Regions from separate parts of the Homo sapiens genome. Here region 2 is linked to region 1. Evidence: read pairs that join two places in POLR2A ChIA-PET (ENCODE). Cell type or tissue: MCF 10A. All regions are shown on one strand. Links, peaks and the distances in the headings refer to the core of each region. The heading gives the core; the rest is flanking DNA.

Region 1 (8,976 bases), core at 2,146-7,145:
CAAGACCAGATGTTCTATAAGGCCTTTACCACTGGAAAAGGGCTCAGTTTATTTAAAAATATCATGATTACCTCATTCCCCAAAGACAAAACTTTTGGTATTTGAGACTACTGTAAACAAACCCCAGAAAATCACCACCCAGATTTAAGTTTTCTGAAGATTCTGATGGATTTGCTTCATCACATTTTACTGGTGACTTTAGTCATCCTTACTTACAACAGGCCTACCAAAGAGATGGCTGGCTGTCTCCTTAGCACGAAGATACAGCTCCAAAATTTGTTCAGGCCTTTCAAAGCCACCACTACCAAGGTTTCCACCTCAGCATTCCCACGTGCTTGTTTCCCTACAGAGAAATGTCCAGTGGTTCTATCTTCAATCTCTCTTCTTTAAATAGCACGAAGATGTCAATTCAAAATATTAATCCAAAGTAATAAAAATGTCAGAAACAACTCACGTAAAAAGCAAATGAGATCTTCTGGTGTTATTATATAGATCTGTCTATTCTGGGCATTTCATATAAATGGAATCATGGCATATATCGCCTTTTGTGTCTGGCTTATTTCACTTAGCATAATGCTTCCATCTACGCTGTGGCATGTATCAGAATTCCATTCCTTTTGATGGCCAAATATTATTCTGTTGTATGGACATACCACATTTTGATGATCTATTCATGAAATCAGACACACCTGGGTTATTTCTGCTTTTTGGCTGTTATGAATAACGATACTATAGACATTTGTGTACAAGTTTTTCTGTGGACAAATGTTTTCATTTCTAGGAAAGGAATTGCTGGGTCATACGATAACTCTATGTTTAACTTTTGAGGAACTGCCAAACTGTTTTCTAAAGCAGCTGCACCATCTTACATGGTTTTTCACATTCTTAACATAAACTTAAGAGATGTCAGACTTTCATAAAAGTGGGGGATTTACTCTTATCAAGCTCATTTTGTGTGCCAAGTGTTATGCCAGAATTTTATTTAATTTTCTCAACAGCTCTATAATTCACAAAGTATATTCGATCCCAAAAAATGTTTATAACCCACTCAAAAATAAATTATTTAGTAAATGTCAAACTAGAGTCAAACCCAGAGTTAACTTCAAAGCCTGTCCTCTTTACCCTACACCATTCAATCTCTACACTTAGATATACATACATTGCCTCATACCCAAAGTAGTCTTTGGAAAAGTTGCCTGTTAATAAAACTTACTTTAATCATTGTAAAATAGAAGGTTCCCAGTGTAAAGAGATTTCTAGAAAATTTAACGGATATCTTGTATAAATCAATCAACCCCCCTAATTTATCTTCTTTAGTAAACAACTTCTGGTTACTTAAAACAAAACTTATCTAAAGTTCACCTAAATATTAAACAAATTATTTTCTTCCAAAGTTGTATGCACTGACAAAAAAAAAAAATGTAGTTATCTTCTGCTATAGACTGAACTGTGTTCCCCTAAAATTTATATGTTAATACCCTAACCCTCAATGTGACTCTATTTGGAAAAAGGGCTTTTAGGAGGTAACTAATGTTAAATTAAGTTATAAGCACAGGGCCCTAATTCAATAGGATTAATGGCCTTATGAAATGAGGAGGAGAGAGAAATCCCCCCTCATCTCCCCGACCCCAGGATTCCCATACCCACCCTACCATGTGAGGACACAGAGAGAAGGATATCTTCTGCAAGCCAGGAAGAGAACCCTCACCAAAACCCATCCATACTGGCAACCTGATCTCTGACTTCCAGCCTCCAGAACCTTAAAATAAATGTCTAGGCCGGGCGCTGTGGCTCCCACCTGTAATCCCACGAGGTCAGGAGATCAAGACCATCCTGGCTAACACAGTGAAACCCCATCTCAACTAAAAAATACAAAAAAATTAGCCAGGCGTGGTGGCAGGCGCCTGTGGTCCCACCTGCTCAGGAGGCTGAGGCAGGAGAATGGTGTGAACCCGGGAGGCAGAGCTTGCAGTAACCTGAGATCGAGCCGCTGCAATCCAGCCTGGGCGACACAGTGAGACTGTCTCAAAAAAATTAATAAATAAAAATAAAAAATAATTTTCTGTTGTTTAAGCCACCCAGTCTATGGTATTTTGTTATGGCAGCCCACACTAATACTTCAAGAGTATCATACACTACCCAGTGATTGGTATTTGAAGCACTGATAAGAATCAAAACAAAGCAGGGCTGGGGGCGGTGACTCACGCCTATAATCCCAGCACTTTGGGAGGCTGAGGTGGGCGCATCACGAGGTCAGGAGATCAAGACCATCCTGGCTAACATGTTGAAACCCCATCTCTACTAAAAATACAAAAAATTAGCTGGGCGTGGTGGCACGCGCCTGTAGTCTCAGCTACTCGGGAGGCTGAGGCTAGAGAATTGCTTGAACCCAGGAGGCGGAAGCTGCAGTGAGTGGAGATCATGCCACTGCACTCCAGCCTGGGCAAGAGTGAGACTCCATCTCAAAAAACAAAAACAAAAAAAGAATCAAAACAAAGCAAGCACTAAATGGGGTAAAAATAAATTAAACCAATAGAGATGCATATGCTTGTTACTTGAAAATATTTACAAGTTCTTTGGTCAAAGAGACTTAAAAACAGATTGATGGCCCTTTCAGTAATTCAGAATTTAATCATAAAGTCAAGTAAACATGGTATCCTCCAAAGGGCTTAGAATTTAGACAATCCTGACACTTGTAGCCACTTCCAAGCTCTGTGTTAGAATAAGAAATAAATTCTGGCCAGGTGAGTTCAAAACCTGCCTGGTCCACATAGCAAGACCACATCTCTACAAAATAAAAATTAAATTAAAATTTAAAAAAGAACAAAAGAAAACCAAATTCTACACCTATTCCTGGAGTCAGGATGTGAGTTTTTGCTTGCTTAATTAAATTATGTTATTAACATTTAGTATCCACCAAATACTACACTACACCCTACAATATCCAGTAGAGCTTCTAGAACACTACAGGTATTCCAAAAATGGGGTTGCTAGTGAACAGATTCTATAAAAGAGCAACGCAGTCAAAGTCAAACACTTACACAGGCCACCCACTATTTGCCAAGTATTTTGCTAGTACCATGAATATAAAAATGCTAGTATTTTGCTAGTACCATGAATATAAAAATCCTCTTCAAGGAACTTACAATGAAGAGGGACAAAAAGAACCACATAATTATAAGACAGAATAAATTCAATAGCAAAAAAACATGTAAAGTGCACTGGAACACACAGGAATAGTGGGGGACAAGGGGGTTGGGGGAGCATGTTAGGGGCAAGTCAAGGACTATATCCCAGGTCTGACAAGGAGTCCCCTTCTTGTTTCTAGTCAGGAAAATTTCGTAAACCCTTATCTGAAGAAGCATCCACTGAAGTACAGCCTCAGCTCATATTCTCTAACTTTTACTTCCACTTAATTCCATTCATCAATTTCAAACAAGGAGGAGAAAAAAGAGGAAAAGACAACTTTAAGTTGGCACAAGTAGGGTTTAAATACCCTTTTACTCCCCTACAACCATATAAAAATTGAAATCACATTTTTTCAAATCTTTCTTACACTCATGATACAGACTAGATATTTTACAAGTTATACAATCACCTGTTTTAAGCCTTCTGTAAGATAAATCACCAAAACCTATTCAGTATGTAATTTCTTCTATACCAGCCAAATGGTGCCTCCATAGTTATTTTGCTTAATCCAACTGGGCCAACAAGGTATCCAACACCTTGAATACTGAATAAACTTTAGTGAATTTTCTCTATTAATCCACACTCTTCTTCAAGATTTATTCACTTAGTAAATTCCTACAATACTGACATTCAAAAAATGAAGATTTGGCTCTTGCTCCTAAAATAAACCTCTGTGGGAAAGTCACACATCCAACAGCTACGAGTATAAATGAAGACCCATGGGAACAAAGAGACTACTATTTGTATCCTTTCATGGATATCTCACTTGACACTTCACAAAACAATCCTGTGAAATATAAGATTATCTCCTTTTTTTTTTTTTTTTTTACCAGTTTACTCAATTAACAGGTCAGCATATAAAACCTGGATCTTCTGACCCTTGATTGTACCACACTCTGAAATGTATATAAAATTTATGATTACCACAAATAAAGATACTTCAAAGACCCTAAGGAAGGAAACACAGAAGAAGGGAACAGCTTCCTCACCTATAAAATAATAAAAATGTGGTCTTTTTGACATCCTTGAGCTAAATAAGGTCGCAAGGTGGAGCCCACTGCCCAGAAGTTTTACCCAAATAGTCTAACATAGAAATAGGCCTGGAAACAGGAGGAGTAACATAAATTTAAGGCTTACCAGTGTATAAAGTACCTTCTATTATCATTTGATCCTCACTACTCAGTTAAGAATTATCTCTATTTTTACATATTTTTTAAAAAGGCATCAGTGAAATAATGTGATTACTTCAAGGTCACCCAGCTAGTAAATGGCTTGGACAAATCCTCATAACCCTACTATACCTTTTTATATGAGAAAGTCAGAGTAGCTAGTGGAAGCCTGGACTATTTTAATACGGATCCAAGAATGTAAATACAAAATCTTCTGAGCTCTCCTTAGCCACCAGGCTACATGCAACTATTTTAGATCAGACAAGCTCCTCTTTCAGTTAAAAAAAAAAAAAAATCTTAAGTAACAAACCAACTAATTTTAAAAATGCACTTAAAAGGCACACACTGTATGTACATGCATACAAACGCATTCACATACATACACGCACACTTTAATCACAAAGCATCTTACACTTTTGAAACATTGCATAAATGAAAAATAAGAATAGAACTAAACAGACAGGACACTAAAAGTACCAGCTTTTTGGTCTCAACCTTTCCACTGTCCTGTATAAGTAATATGCTTTTTCATTTTTTAAATATTCATCTTTAAGCAAAATATTAACAAGTAAATCTATATACTGCATTTTACTCAAATGCCTATGACCGTTTCAGGAACATAAACTATTATTCAGTTCTCTTCTGTATAAGATTATACACAGTGATCATGCTATTCCTAAAATTAAAGTCATCTGACAGATACCACTAATAGTTATACCGTAATATATTCATCATATCCTCTGTTCAGGATTCTGACCGACTTAATTGGAAATTCCTGTTCAGGCATTCCTATTTCTGGATGGCCTTTGAAACATCAGAACTACCTCTTAATATAACCAAAAAGGACTCAACTTAAAAGACTAACATTAACGTCCCACAGGACTTGAAAGCATGAAGACTAAGCATATATTAATATAACCTGAAAAGCACTTCCTAAGCACCAAAATATCCCAAAGAATATTCCAAAGACTTTTGCAAGCAGCACAAGAACGTTTTATCCCATACCAATCTCACTTTTACAGGTATCTAAGCAAATCTAAGTACTACCTAACCACCTGCCAAATAATCCAGTACCTTCCAAAGTGAAAAGCTGACCCTCTTTCCTGCTCTTATTCAAAATTAGCCTACGAAGAATTACTGTAGACTGCTTAAATAAACTTTTCAGACCTGTGTACCAAGTTCTATATTTACGTTACTGGAAAACATCAGCGTGGTTCCTCTCTCTCTACACTTCATAAGGAACAGAGCAAGAAAAGAGCTTGAAAAACAGAAGTTACTTTTTATTAGAAAAGGAATTTTCAAGTGAAGACATAATTTACCTGTGACAGACTGACATCTATACATGACAGTGATTAAACTTCACTGAATACCCAAAACGGTAACTTTTTTTTAGTTCACAATCTTTGAATTAGACAACTATTCCTGTTTTTATTTAAAAATAACCCACTTTCGGCCAGGCACCGTGGCTCACGCCTGTAATCCCAGCACTTTGGGAGGCCGAAGCTGGTGGATCACGAGGTCCGGAGTTGGAGACCATCCTGGCTAACATGGTGAAACCCCGTCTCTACTAAAAATACAAAAAATTAGCCGGGCGTGGTGATACCCGCCTGTAATCCCAGCTACTTGGGAGGCTGAGGCAGGAGAATCGCTTGAACCCAGGAGGCGGAGGTTGCAGTGAGCCGAGACCGCGCCACTGCACTCCAGCCTGGGCAAGAGAGCAAGACTGCATTTAAAAAAAAAAAAAAAAAAAAAAAAAAAAAACTTTCCCTGTTTTATATTTCTCAATGTTAAGATAAGTTTACCCAAAGTTTGAAACAACTGATAACTTCTGGTCTGCAAGATCCCTACGGCATTAGATCTCTAAAACAGAAACCAACAACATATAATATTACAAGATATAACAGTATGTATATTATAGTTCCTGAGTTTAAGGACATCAGTAACTTGATTTAAAAAAAAAGAAGTCATGCTCAAACATACGACTCAAAGTTTTCAAGCCATATTTTACAAAGATTGTGTTTTTTGGTTCGTATGCTATAATTACTATTTAAACTCATCGCTTATATTTGAAAATAACTTGTGTGAAATCATCAAGGGAAAAGGGGTCAGTCGCCTAGAGACACCACATTAAACTCACTCTTTAAGGCCATCATAAATACAGGTAACTTGGAATCAGAAAAAAAAATTCAAATTCACAGTAAGCCTAAGTAAAAATTCAACAAAGATATATCACAATATATATATAAAAGCAAAATGGAAACACGTTTAACCTTGATAGAAAAAAAAAATGAAAAGCAAAGTTTAAAATGGAAACTACCGAAATTGAGAAAGAATTCCAATGACATGACATTTTCTTGCCAAAGCGAAGGAATTTGTAGATTATATCATTCAAATCTCATTGTATTACATTATAAAGGTCTTAGCAACGGTTGGCCATTAATCTTTAACACAAAGGAGATTCAAATCCAAATGAACTGTAAGACTATCTCTTCCAGGAGAGAGAAATGGAGTAATTTACTTTATCCACAATTGTTTAACCCAAAAGGAAGGCCTTTAAGGATGATAACGCAGAATGGATCAGCCTTCAGTCTACCAAGTCCCATTTCACACGAAGTCTTGCACCAATCCGAAAAGAGAAGGTTATGGACACAGAACAGGTTTAGGAAAGGCTGGAAAAAAAATCTCCAATGAATGACACACCACATCACGGTTTATTCTCCTACACAATTTGAGAAACAATAAAGAAAAATATCATACCATATGTTTCATCGTATCAATTAAAAAAATATTTTACGACAGTACATTCAATTCTTCGGGGCCGCAAAAATAATTTAGCTCCTGTTTTATTGAGTACAGAGCAAAGGGAAAAAGCAGCTGCTGCAATGCAACACAGGCTGCTACAGAGAAAGGGGAGAAAAGGCTTTTCCAAACAGATCCCTTCCCCGCCCCCGCTTACACACCCCTACCAACTTACTTATCCCAGTCTTTTACTGCCCCCACCACGTGAACCTAATCAATTCTTTCCCTTCCCCCACCATCGTGAAATTTCACCTTTCACAGCTCCTTCACCTACCCCTACCAGAGGCACTTTATTACCCGCAGAGATTTCAGACCTTTCAAACTTTTCTTCCTTTTTTAATTAAACACGAGAGTTCGGAGGCAAAAGTGCATGAAATTTTTACATATATACGAAAAAATACCTGTTTCCCAGCAACACGCACGCTTCGATTCTCGAACCCCTCCCCATCTCCCGGGTTTCGCTTGCAAAGGCTTGGGGGAGGGAGCCAGGCGCAAATTAAATTTAGGAAGGGAAATCCTGGGTGAAAGAAGAGCATTTGAGGAAAAATGAGAGAACGATGAAGCGAGACCCCCAAACCACACGGGTTGGGGAGGTTTCCAAGAAAGAAAGAGAAATTGGAAGGGACAAAAGGCGGAGGGGGGAGGAACAGACCGGAGACCAGGGGAGACGCGCCGGGCCGGGAGAGGGAAGGCGGGGTCCGAGGAGAACGGGGGTCGCGGCTCCCGCGGCACAATGGCCCGCCCGGCCCCCGCCCCGCGCGCCCCTCACCTCATGGTGCCGGCGGCGCAGAGGCTTCCCCACCAGCCGGGAGACGCAGAAGGCGCCGAGCCGAGGGGGGGGTCTCTCCTCCAGGGGTGGGGAGCAGCTCGGAGACGGGAGACAAGTGTCCGGCTCCTCCTTCGGCGGCCAGGGGGCTACACCATCTCCTCGCACAAAGCCGAGGCGCCGGCCGGGAGTGTGGGAGAAGAGGGCGAGAGAAAGGCTGGGGAGGGGGCGGAGAGGCCGAGGCGCGGAGCTGGTCCCCAGGCGGCCGCCGCCTCCCACCTCCTCGTGGTCCTGCTCCTCCTCCCGGAGCTTCCTCGGCCGCCCTCTGAGGGGTGCCCGCCGGGGCCGCGCGCCCGGCCGCCGCTCCACAGGCCCGCGCTCGCCGCGCCGCCGCCGAGGCCGTGTGCAACCGGCAGCTGCTGCAGCCGCGGGAGGAGAGTCGGGATCGCCGCGAGGAACCCGGGAGGAGGCGGGGCGCGCGGCGGAGGAACACGCAGGCGCCGCCCTCCTCCCCTCCTTCCCCCGGGGGCGAGGGGGCGGTGCGGGGGGAGGGGAGGAAAGGGGAGGCGGGGGGCCGGGCGCACTCCCCCGCGCCGGCGGCCGGGCCCCCGCCGGACTGCGGAGAGCGAGGCTGGGAGAGAGCGAGCGCGACGGCGGCGGCGGCGGAGAGAGGCTCTTTGTTGCCTCCCTACCCCGCCCCCTGCACCCCTCTGGGATTCGGGCGGGCCACCACCCCCCCCTCCCGCCCAACACCTCCGGCCAGTTGTCGGCCGGGGTTCCTCGCCCGTGGTTGTCCTTGACCGTCGGCCCCCTCCCCGTCGCCTCCCGCTCCCCAGAGGCTTGGGGAGCTCCGAGGCCTCCCCCACGGCCACGGTGCGGAGACCGAGGCGCCGAGACCTCCTGGGCGCCAGACCCGTAGGCACCGGCGTGGGGAGCTTGGACGCGTGACTGGGCACAGGGCCGGGCCAGGAGACTCCGGGTCGGCTCGCGGCCGGGTGCCCTCGCGCGGGGCGAGTGCTCAGCCCGCCCTGTTGCGGTCTCAGGACGGGGATG
Region 2 (8,976 bases), core at 2,233-7,232, 190 kb before region 1:
TTTTACAGATGAGGACAATCAGATTCAAATAGGTCAGGTGACATGCCCACAGTCGCACAGTGGGAAGATGGCAGAGCCAGGTCTCTGCCGCCTGGAAGGGAAGCCTGTGCTCTGCTCATTGGAGAGCACTGCCTCCCTCGACCACTGCCAAGCTTTGATGGCAAAGGAGCAACAGAGGTCACGTGTCAGGGATTAGCAAGCAAGGGTGACAGGAGGAGGTGGCATTCCAGAAGGGCCTTGGAGTATGGGCAGGATTTTAGAAGACAGTAGAAAAGATGGGAAGGTTGACGTGGCAGGGGACACAGAGAGAGCCAAGTTGGGGAGGCAGGATGGTGCAGGCCATGCCCCGCAGCAGCTGATGATCCAGGTTACCCAGGGGCAGCCCCTATGCCTCACACCTCCAGACCCCCTCCAAGGCAGAACAAGCTCCTGACACATTTCTCATGATTCTCCAGAATTCCAGGGGGCGTCTTTTCCAGTTATCTAGGGCTATGACATTGTACCACACTGTGAGATAAATAAAATATGTATAAGCATCAGCCACTGTTTCTTCTTCTTTTTTTTTTTTTTTTTTTTTTTGAGACAGAGTCTCGCTCTGTTGCCCAGGCTGGAGTGCAATTGCGCGATCACAGCTCATTGCAACCTCCACCTCCCAGGTTCAAGCAGTCCTCCTGCCTCAGCCTCCCGAGTAGCTGGGACTACAGGCGAGCACCACCACACCCGGCTAATTTTTTTGTATTTTTAGTAAAGATGGGGTTTCACCATGTTGGCCAGGCTGGTCTTGAACTCCTGACTTCAAGTGATCTGCCGGCCTCGGCCTCCCAAAGGGTTGGGATTACAGGCGTGAGCCACCACACCCGGCTGCAACTGTTTCTTCTGATGAATGCAGCTGTGCCAGTTTCCAGGCAGCCTGTGCGAAGCTCTGCCAGCTCATCGTCCTGCTGTCGCAGCCCTGGGGCTTCCTGTCAAGGGGAAGGTCACAGTGGCCCGTGTAAACCCTCACTCTGCTTACACAGTTGTGAGCAGGGGCACTCTCTGAACTGCAATGTATATAACAATAAGTAAACTGCAAAGAGAAAAGGGAAAAAAGGAAATTGTTTTCCTGGCACATAACCAAAAAGTCTAGGGACAGATCTGGTGCTTCCGGCTCAACTTGACCAAGGGACTCATATGATATCACTGGAGCCACAGTCTCCTAGCCCTTGCCTCCACTTCTGCTGGAAGCTTGGTTTCATTGTCAGGCCGCAGCAGCTCGAGGACACAGCCAAACCATATCACCATCTTTTACCAAGGTGCACACAGCCCTTCAGAATCCTCCTCCCCTTCACTGGCCTCCTCCTCTGACCCTCTTCCTTCTGCTCACTCAGCTCTAGCCACAGTGGCCTCCGTGCTGTTGGATTCCACCTCAGGGCCTTTGCACATGCTGCCCTCATGACTGGAACACTTCCCCAACACTCCTGAGGCTCTCTCCCTCTCTTCTTCAGGTCTTGCCTTTGCAGTGAGGCCTTTCCTCACCACTCTGCTGAAAACTGCAACCCATTACCTGACCCAGTCCCTTTCCTTCCCTGCAGAGCACTTTCCACCACACACATATGTCACTCCTTGTACACCCATCAGTCTGTCTGGGCTAGAAGAATAGCTCCTGCGGGACAGGGGTTTGTGTCTGTTTTGTTCGCAGCTGCATTCCCAGTCCTAGAGCAATGCTTGTGGGGCCTAGCAGGTGCTCGCTAAGTGCTCATGGATTGGCTGAGAGCTGAGTTGACTCCATAGGCTATGCCACAGAGTGGCCCTGGGCAGCTTGCTGTCCTTCCTTCACACGGACAGAGGCAGTTGTGGTTTGGTAAGATACCCTCTGAACAGCTAATGTGGGTAAAGAAGCATCTCCCTGTGGGCAATGGTAGCCATCTGCAGGCCCCTGTGGTTCAGCTCCCTGCTATGGAGGGCTGAGTCATTGACGTGGTGGCCTTTTAGAGACACACCTTGCGAGACTCCTTTGTTAGGACAGAACAGTATCTCCTGGAATCTTTATTTAAATTAAAAAAATAAAAGTTTCTAAGAACCAGGCCTTCAGAAAACTTCAGACTGCCCTTCACTTTGTCCCCACTTGTCAGAGATGGTTTGGAAAGAAGACAAAAAAAGACACTGGGAAAGGAAACAGGGTCAGGCTACGGGGGCAGCGCGGGAGCCTGCCTGGATTCCTGCGTGTCAGCGCCATAGCGCCTTCTGAGAGTGGCACCCAGCTGGGTTAGGGACACTCGGTCCAGCCATTCTGGGGTCCAAGAGCAGCAGCGCCCCCTAAAGCAGCCTGGGAGTGGGTGCTTCCCAGTGCCAAGCGGGCTGCAAGTATCTGCCCGCTGCCCACGCCCGCGCCCACCCCGCTTCAGGGTGCTCTCCCCAAATCTTGGCACTATTTACCTGTGCTGGGCTCCGTTCGGCAGTAGTGCAGAGGCCCCTCTCCTGGGGAACTCGTGCACCACAAGAATTGGCGCTTGCAGGGGCCAGCAGCGGGGGCGGTGAAGCAGCAACAAAAAACCCCAGTCTCTGTCCTGGGGCCTCACCGTCTGGTGGGAAAGGCAGTGGTGTAGATATGGCTAAGGGCTGTGGTGGGTGAGGAGGGCACAGGACATGAAAATTATGGCGCCTTCTCCCGACCAGCTCGGGGGCCACGGGCAGACAGGTCACCCTCAGGACCCCAACTGCCCTTCCAGCCCCAGGACACATTCTGGGTGAGGCCTTGATTTCCTTAATTAATACATAGAACATGCTTCTTACACCCATGTTCATAGCAGAATTATTCACAATAGCCAAAAGGGGGAAGCCACCCATGTGTCCCTCAGTGGGTGAATGGATGAACAAAACGTTGTATTTACATACAATGGAATATCACTCAGCCATTAAAGGAAGACCATGCCCCCACCTGCCACAACATGCACAAACTTTGAGAGCATAATTAAGTAAAAGAAACCAGACACAAAAGACAAATACTGTAGAATTCCACTTAAACGAGGTTCCTAGACTGGTCAAAATCATCAAGACAGAAAGTAAAATGGGAGTTACCAGGGCTTGGGGGAAGGGAATGGGGCGTTACTATTTAACAGATACAGAGTTTCTGTTTGTGAAGATGAAAACGTTCTGGAGCTGGACGCGGTGGCTCACGCCTGTAATCCCAGCACTTTGGGAGGCCGAGGCGGGCAGATCATGAGGTCAGAAGATGGAGACCATCCTGGCTAACACAGTGAAACCCCATCTCTACTAAAAATACAAAAAAATAGCCGGGCATGGCGGCGGGCGCCTGTAGTCCCAGCTACTCGGGAGGCTGAGGCAGGAGAATCGCTTGAACCCAGGAGGTGGAGCTTGTAGTGAGTGGAGATCACGCCACTCACTCCAGCCTGGGTGACAGAATAAGACTCCATCTCAAAAAAAAAAAAAAGAAAGAGAAAAAGAAAACATTCTGGAGAGGGATGGTGGTGATGGTTACACAACAGTGTGAATGTACTTAATGCCGCTGAACTGTACACTTAAAAATTGTTAAAGTAATAAATTTTGTGTATATTTACCACAATAAAAATGAAAAAAACTCATTTCAGGTGCTTAGGAAAATATGTGTTTGGGTGCATCTTATCTGCAGAATAATCCACTGGGCTGGACACTTCTAGATATTCATTTGGAGGAAGGGGCATAGCATCATGATCAAGAGCATCAGTTTTGGAGACTGTATTAATCTGTTCTCATGCTGCTAACAAAGACATACCTGAGACTGGATAATTTATAAAGGAAAGAGGTTTAATTGACTCACAGTTCCACATGGCTGGGGAGGCCTCACAATCATGGCGGAAGGTGAATGAGGAGCAAAGTCACGTCTTACATGGTGGCAGGCAAGAGAGATCTTGTGTAGGGGAACTCCCATTTATAAAACCATCAGATCTCATGAGCCTTGTTCACTACCATGAGAACAGTATGGGGGAAATTGCCCCTATGATTCAATTATCTCCACCTGGCCCTGCCCTTGACAGGAGGGGATTATTACAATTCAAGGTGAGATTTGGGTGGGGACACAGCCAAACCATATCAGAGACATATTTCCTGGATTGAGAATCCCAGATTCTCATCTGGCAGCAGTGCAACTTTGGGCAAGTGAGTGCTTCTAGCTGCCACAGTGTCTTCATCCATAAAATGAGAATAATGATAGCACCTTCATGAATATGACTTGTTAGAGGTAAATAGGAATAATGCATTAAGCACTGGGCATGGCTTCTGACATGTAGCAAATCTCACAACAAATGTTAATGCTCACTAACTATTACATATTATGCACAAAAGAACACAGCACTCTACAGGAAGAGCAGTTACTAAAACCTGCACTCTTGAAAATGTGCCTCACAGTCTAACATTTGGATTAAACAGAACACCCATCAGAAGTTGGCAATGCTCCATCACACACAGTCGTGTTTATTTGTTATAACAGGTGCCAGGATCAGTAGCTAAATTTGGTAGCAGTTGATGCTGCATCATTAGTTGATTCAACATATATTTACTGAGAACCTGTGCTGGGTATGAGAACACAGATGCAACAAGACAGAGCACCCCTGCCCTCCGGGAATGTGTGTCCTCGTGGGAGAAAACAGAGATCAAACAAAAAGTGAACAACTCCTCACCTCTCTCCACTAGTGAGTAATAAGCAAACAAGGTTGCATCACAAAAATATCCACAAACGGGAGAGAATGTGACAAGAACACAGCTAAAACATAAAGATGGTCATTCCTGGAAGAGAATGTGGCTCAAGTCAGCTTAGCACAGATACCCTTAGCAGCCATCCTGAGGTTGGCTGGGCAGGGCACTCTCATAGCCACAAAAGCCTTCTCAGTGGAGGCTCACTCTGGTCATTCAGATCTGAGCTGAAATGTCATCTCCTAAGAGATCTTCCCTCGGCACCTGATCTGAAGTAGACCTCCTGGTACTCTCTGGACATTATCGTTGTTTTCTGCAATTAACATTGGTATCTGATGTTTGCTTGTTTATTACTGGCCTTTTCTCCACTAGAGTGAAAACTCTACAGAGAGAGGACTTAGCATCTCTTAGGAGCTCAGGATGCCTGAATCATGAGCTCCAGGAATCTGCATTTAATAAATGCCCGCAGAGATTCAGAAAGGCACTTGCGTTCAGGCTCCACTGCCTTCAAAGACCAGTCTGTCAACTGCCTGACATTTCTCCACTTGTGATTCACACACTGGTGACTCAGCCACCCATTCGACCAGGGTGATAGAGAAGTCAGAGAAACGCCAGAACTGTTGTTCAACACAGGCTGGCTGCTCCTGTCACCTCTCCCACGCCACCCACCCCTTATGTCTAGTCTCAGAAAACCAGAACCAGGGTGACAATTGCCCCCAGAGTCCACAGTGAATCAGAAGAGCTCTTTAAACAAAAGAATCACTCAGAACGATTGTTAATTTTGAGTGTTGTTCTAAAACACAAGAAAGGGGAGACGTGTGTTTCCCCATTAAAGCTAATCAATCCATTTGTAGATGGATGATGACAGGGAAAGGGAGGAGGAGTTAAAGTATGTTAAAAGGGTCAGGAGCAGTGGCTCACACCTGTAATCCCAGCAATTTGGGAGGCTGAGATGGGAGAATGGCTTAAGCCCAGGAGTTCAAGACCAGCCTAGGTAACATAGTGAGACCTCATATGTACGAAAAAATAGAAAAATAAAAATTAGTACATCTATAGTCCTAGCTACTCAGAAGGCTGAGGTGGGAGGATCACTTGAGCCTGGAAGGTTGAGGCTGCAGTGAGCCATGGTCACACCAGTGCACTCCAGCCTAGGTGACAGAGCAAGACTCTATCCAAAAAAAAAAAAAATAAATAAAGCATCTTAAAAGGAATTGCCCATTCATGTAGATGTTCAAGGGACGCAGGATAGCCAGAACAATCCTGAAAAAGAACGAAGTTGGAGGACTCACACTTTCTGATTTCAAACCTTACTGCAAAGCTGCAGTAATCAAGACTGTGTGATCCTAGCATTAGAATAGAGATATAGGCCGGGCGTGGTGGCTCACGCCTGTAATCCCAGCACTTTGGGAGGCCGAGGCGGGTGGATCACGAGGTCAGCAGATCGCGACCATCGTGGCTAACACGATGAAACCCGGTCTCTACTAAAAATACAAAAAATTAGCCAGGCGAAGTAGCGGGTGCCTGTAGTCCCAGCTACTCCGGAGGCTGAGGCAGGAGAATGGCGTGAACCCCGGGGGGCGGAGCCTGCAGTGAGCCGAGATCGCGCCACTGCACTCCAACCTGGGCAACAGCAAGACTCCGTCTCAAAAAAAAAAAAAAAAGAATAGAGATATATAGATAAATGGAATGGAATTGAGAGTTCAGAAGCACATTCTCACATTTACAGCCAATTAATTCTTGACAAGGATGCCAAGACAATTTTCAATAAATGGGGCTGGGACAACTTAGACATCCACGCATAAAAGAATGAAGTTAGAACACTGCCTCACCTCATACACAAAAATTAACTTAAAATGGATCAAAGACTTAAATATAAGAAGTAAAATTATACACTTCTGTGATGGTTAATATTGAGTGTCAACTTGATTGGATTAAAGGATGCAAAGTATTGATCCTGGGTGTGTCTGTGAGGGTGCTGCCAAAGGAGATTAACATTTGAGTCAGTGGGCTGGGAAAGGCAGACCCACCCTCAATCTGAGTGCGCACCATCTAGTCAGCTGCCAGTGTGGCTAGGATACAAAGCGGGCAGAAAAACGTGAAAAGACTAGACAGGCCTAGCCTCCCAGCCTACATCTTTCTCCCATGCTGGATGCTTCCTGCCCTCGAACATTGGACTCCAAGTTCTTCAGTTTTGGGACTTGGACCAGCTCTCCTTGCTCCTCAGCTTGCAGATGGCCTATTGTGGGACCTTATGATCATGTGAGTTAATGCTTAATAAGCTCCTATAGATATAGATATATATATATATATCTCCTATTAGTTCTGTCCCTGTAGAGAACTCCGACTAATACAACTTCTTTGCAGAAAATATAGTCATGCTTTTTTTACTGATACATAATAATTGTACATATTTATGGGGTACATGTGATATTTTGACACATGCCTACAATGTGTAATGATCAAATCAGAGTAACTGGAATATCCATCACCTCAAAGGTTCATCGATTCTTTGTGTTGGGAACTTTTCACATATCCCTGTCTATTTTGAAATGTATAATAAATTATTAACTATAGTCACCCTGCTGTGCTATCGAACACTAGAACGTATTCCTTCTGTCTAACTGTATGTTTGTACCCAGCAGCTCAACCTCTCTTCATCCCACCCGTTTCTCAGCCTCTGGTAACTATCATTCTACTCTCTACCTGCACGAGACATGAGATCAACTTCTTTAGCTCCCACATATGACTGAGAGGACATTTGTAGTTCTGTGTCTGGTTTATTTCACTAACACAATGATCTCTAGGTCCCTCCATGTTGCTGCAAATAACAGAATTTTATTCTTTTTATGGCTAATACTCCATTGTGTATATATATACCACAGTTTTTAATTCATTCATCTGTTGATGGACTTTCAGCTTGATTCCGTATCTTGGCTATTGTGAATAGACAAGGGTGGTGCAGGTATTCCTTTAATATATTGATTTCCTTTTCTTTGAATAAATACCCAGTGGTGGGATTGCTGGATTGTACGGTAATTCTATTTTTAGTTGTTAAGAAACTCCCATACTGTTTTCCACAATGGCTAAACTAATTTATTTCCCCACCAATAGCATCTAAGAGTTCTCTTTTCTCAACATTATAGACGTAAATTTTGACATCAAGGTAGGCAATGGTTTTTAAAACATGACACCAAAAGTACAAGCAACCAAAGGAAAAACATGGATAAATTGGGCTTCGTTCAAATTAAAAACTTTGGTGTTTTAAAAGACACTATTAAGCCAGTGAAAAAACAACCCACAGAATGGAGAAAAGTTTTGTAAATCATACGCCTAAGAGACTTGTCTCTAGCATATATGAAGAACTCTCACAAACCAATAATAAAAATATAAATATTCTGGCTGGGCGTGGTGGCTCACGCCTGTAATCCCAGCACTTTGGGAGGCAGAGGCGGGCGGATCACGAGGTCAGGAGATCGAGACCATCCTGGCTAACACAGTGAAACCCCGTCTCTACTAAAAATACAAAAAATTAGCCAGGCGTGGTGGCGGGCGCCTGTAGTCCCAGCTATTCGGGAGGCTGAGGCAGGAGAACGGCGTGAACCCAGGAGGCGGAGCTTGCAGTGAGCCTAGGTTGCGCCACTGTACTCCAGCCTGGGCAACAAAGCGAGACTCCGTCTCAAAAATAATAATAATAAAAATAAATAAATATTCTAATTTAAAACGGGCAAGGGATCTGAATAGACGTTTCTTAAGGAAGATACACAAATGGTCAATGAGTACATGAAAAGCTGCTGAACACCGTTAGCCATCAGGCAAATGCAAATCAAAACCATGAGATACCACTTCACAGGCATTAGGATGGCCACAGTAAAAAAGACAGATAGTAATGAGTGTGGGTGAGGACGTGGAGAAAGTGCAACCCTCACACTTTACAGGGAAGATTGTGAAATAGCACAGCCACTTTGGAAAACAGCTTGCCAGTTCCTCCAAAAGTGACATAGAGTTACCATATGACTAATATGACTGCTAGGTATATAGAGCAACAAAAACATATGTCCACACAGAAACCTGTATAGGAATTTCATAGCAGCATTTTGTATGGACTGTGTAATAGTCAAGAAATGAAAACAACCCATGTATTATTCAGTTGAGCAGCTGGTGAATGGATACACAAAATGTGGCCTAGTATATCCACACAATGGAATGTTATCTGACCGTAAGAAGGAATGCTACTTGTTACAAGGATGAGCCTTGAAATATGCTAAGTAAAAGAAGCTAGCCACAAAAGACCGCATAGTATAGGGTTCC

Evidence for each region. ChIA-PET counts read pairs that join two places held together with the same protein. Peaks named below come from ENCODE experiments on the same cell type or tissue, not always from the same donor. Only the 100,000 strongest peaks of a DNase experiment are listed, where the experiment ranks them.
Region 2: POLR2A ChIA-PET joins it to region 1 with 5 read pairs; 5 of 35 experiments call an interaction of 5 or more read pairs at or near these places.

Annotation. Positions count from the first base shown.
Region 1 is chr1:225,644,760-225,653,735 of GRCh38, forward strand. ENAH (ENAH actin regulator) reads right to left here and starts at 8,364. Exons shown (of 14, transcript NM_018212.6): 1 at 7,927-8,364. The coding sequence starts at 7,931. RefSeq lists a silencer at 8,214-8,343. In MCF 10A, for the core only: no CTCF peak of the experiment used is centred there; a DNase peak (open chromatin) is centred at 6,972.
Region 2 is chr1:225,449,717-225,458,692 of GRCh38, forward strand. The region is part of intron 2 of LINC02765 (long intergenic non-protein coding RNA 2765); the gene reads right to left. Among named protein-coding and RNA genes, the nearest start is that of LINC02765, 14 kb to the right of the region's middle. RefSeq lists an enhancer at 6,157-6,657. In MCF 10A, for the core only: no CTCF peak of the experiment used is centred there; DNase peaks (open chromatin) are centred at 4,545 and 5,235.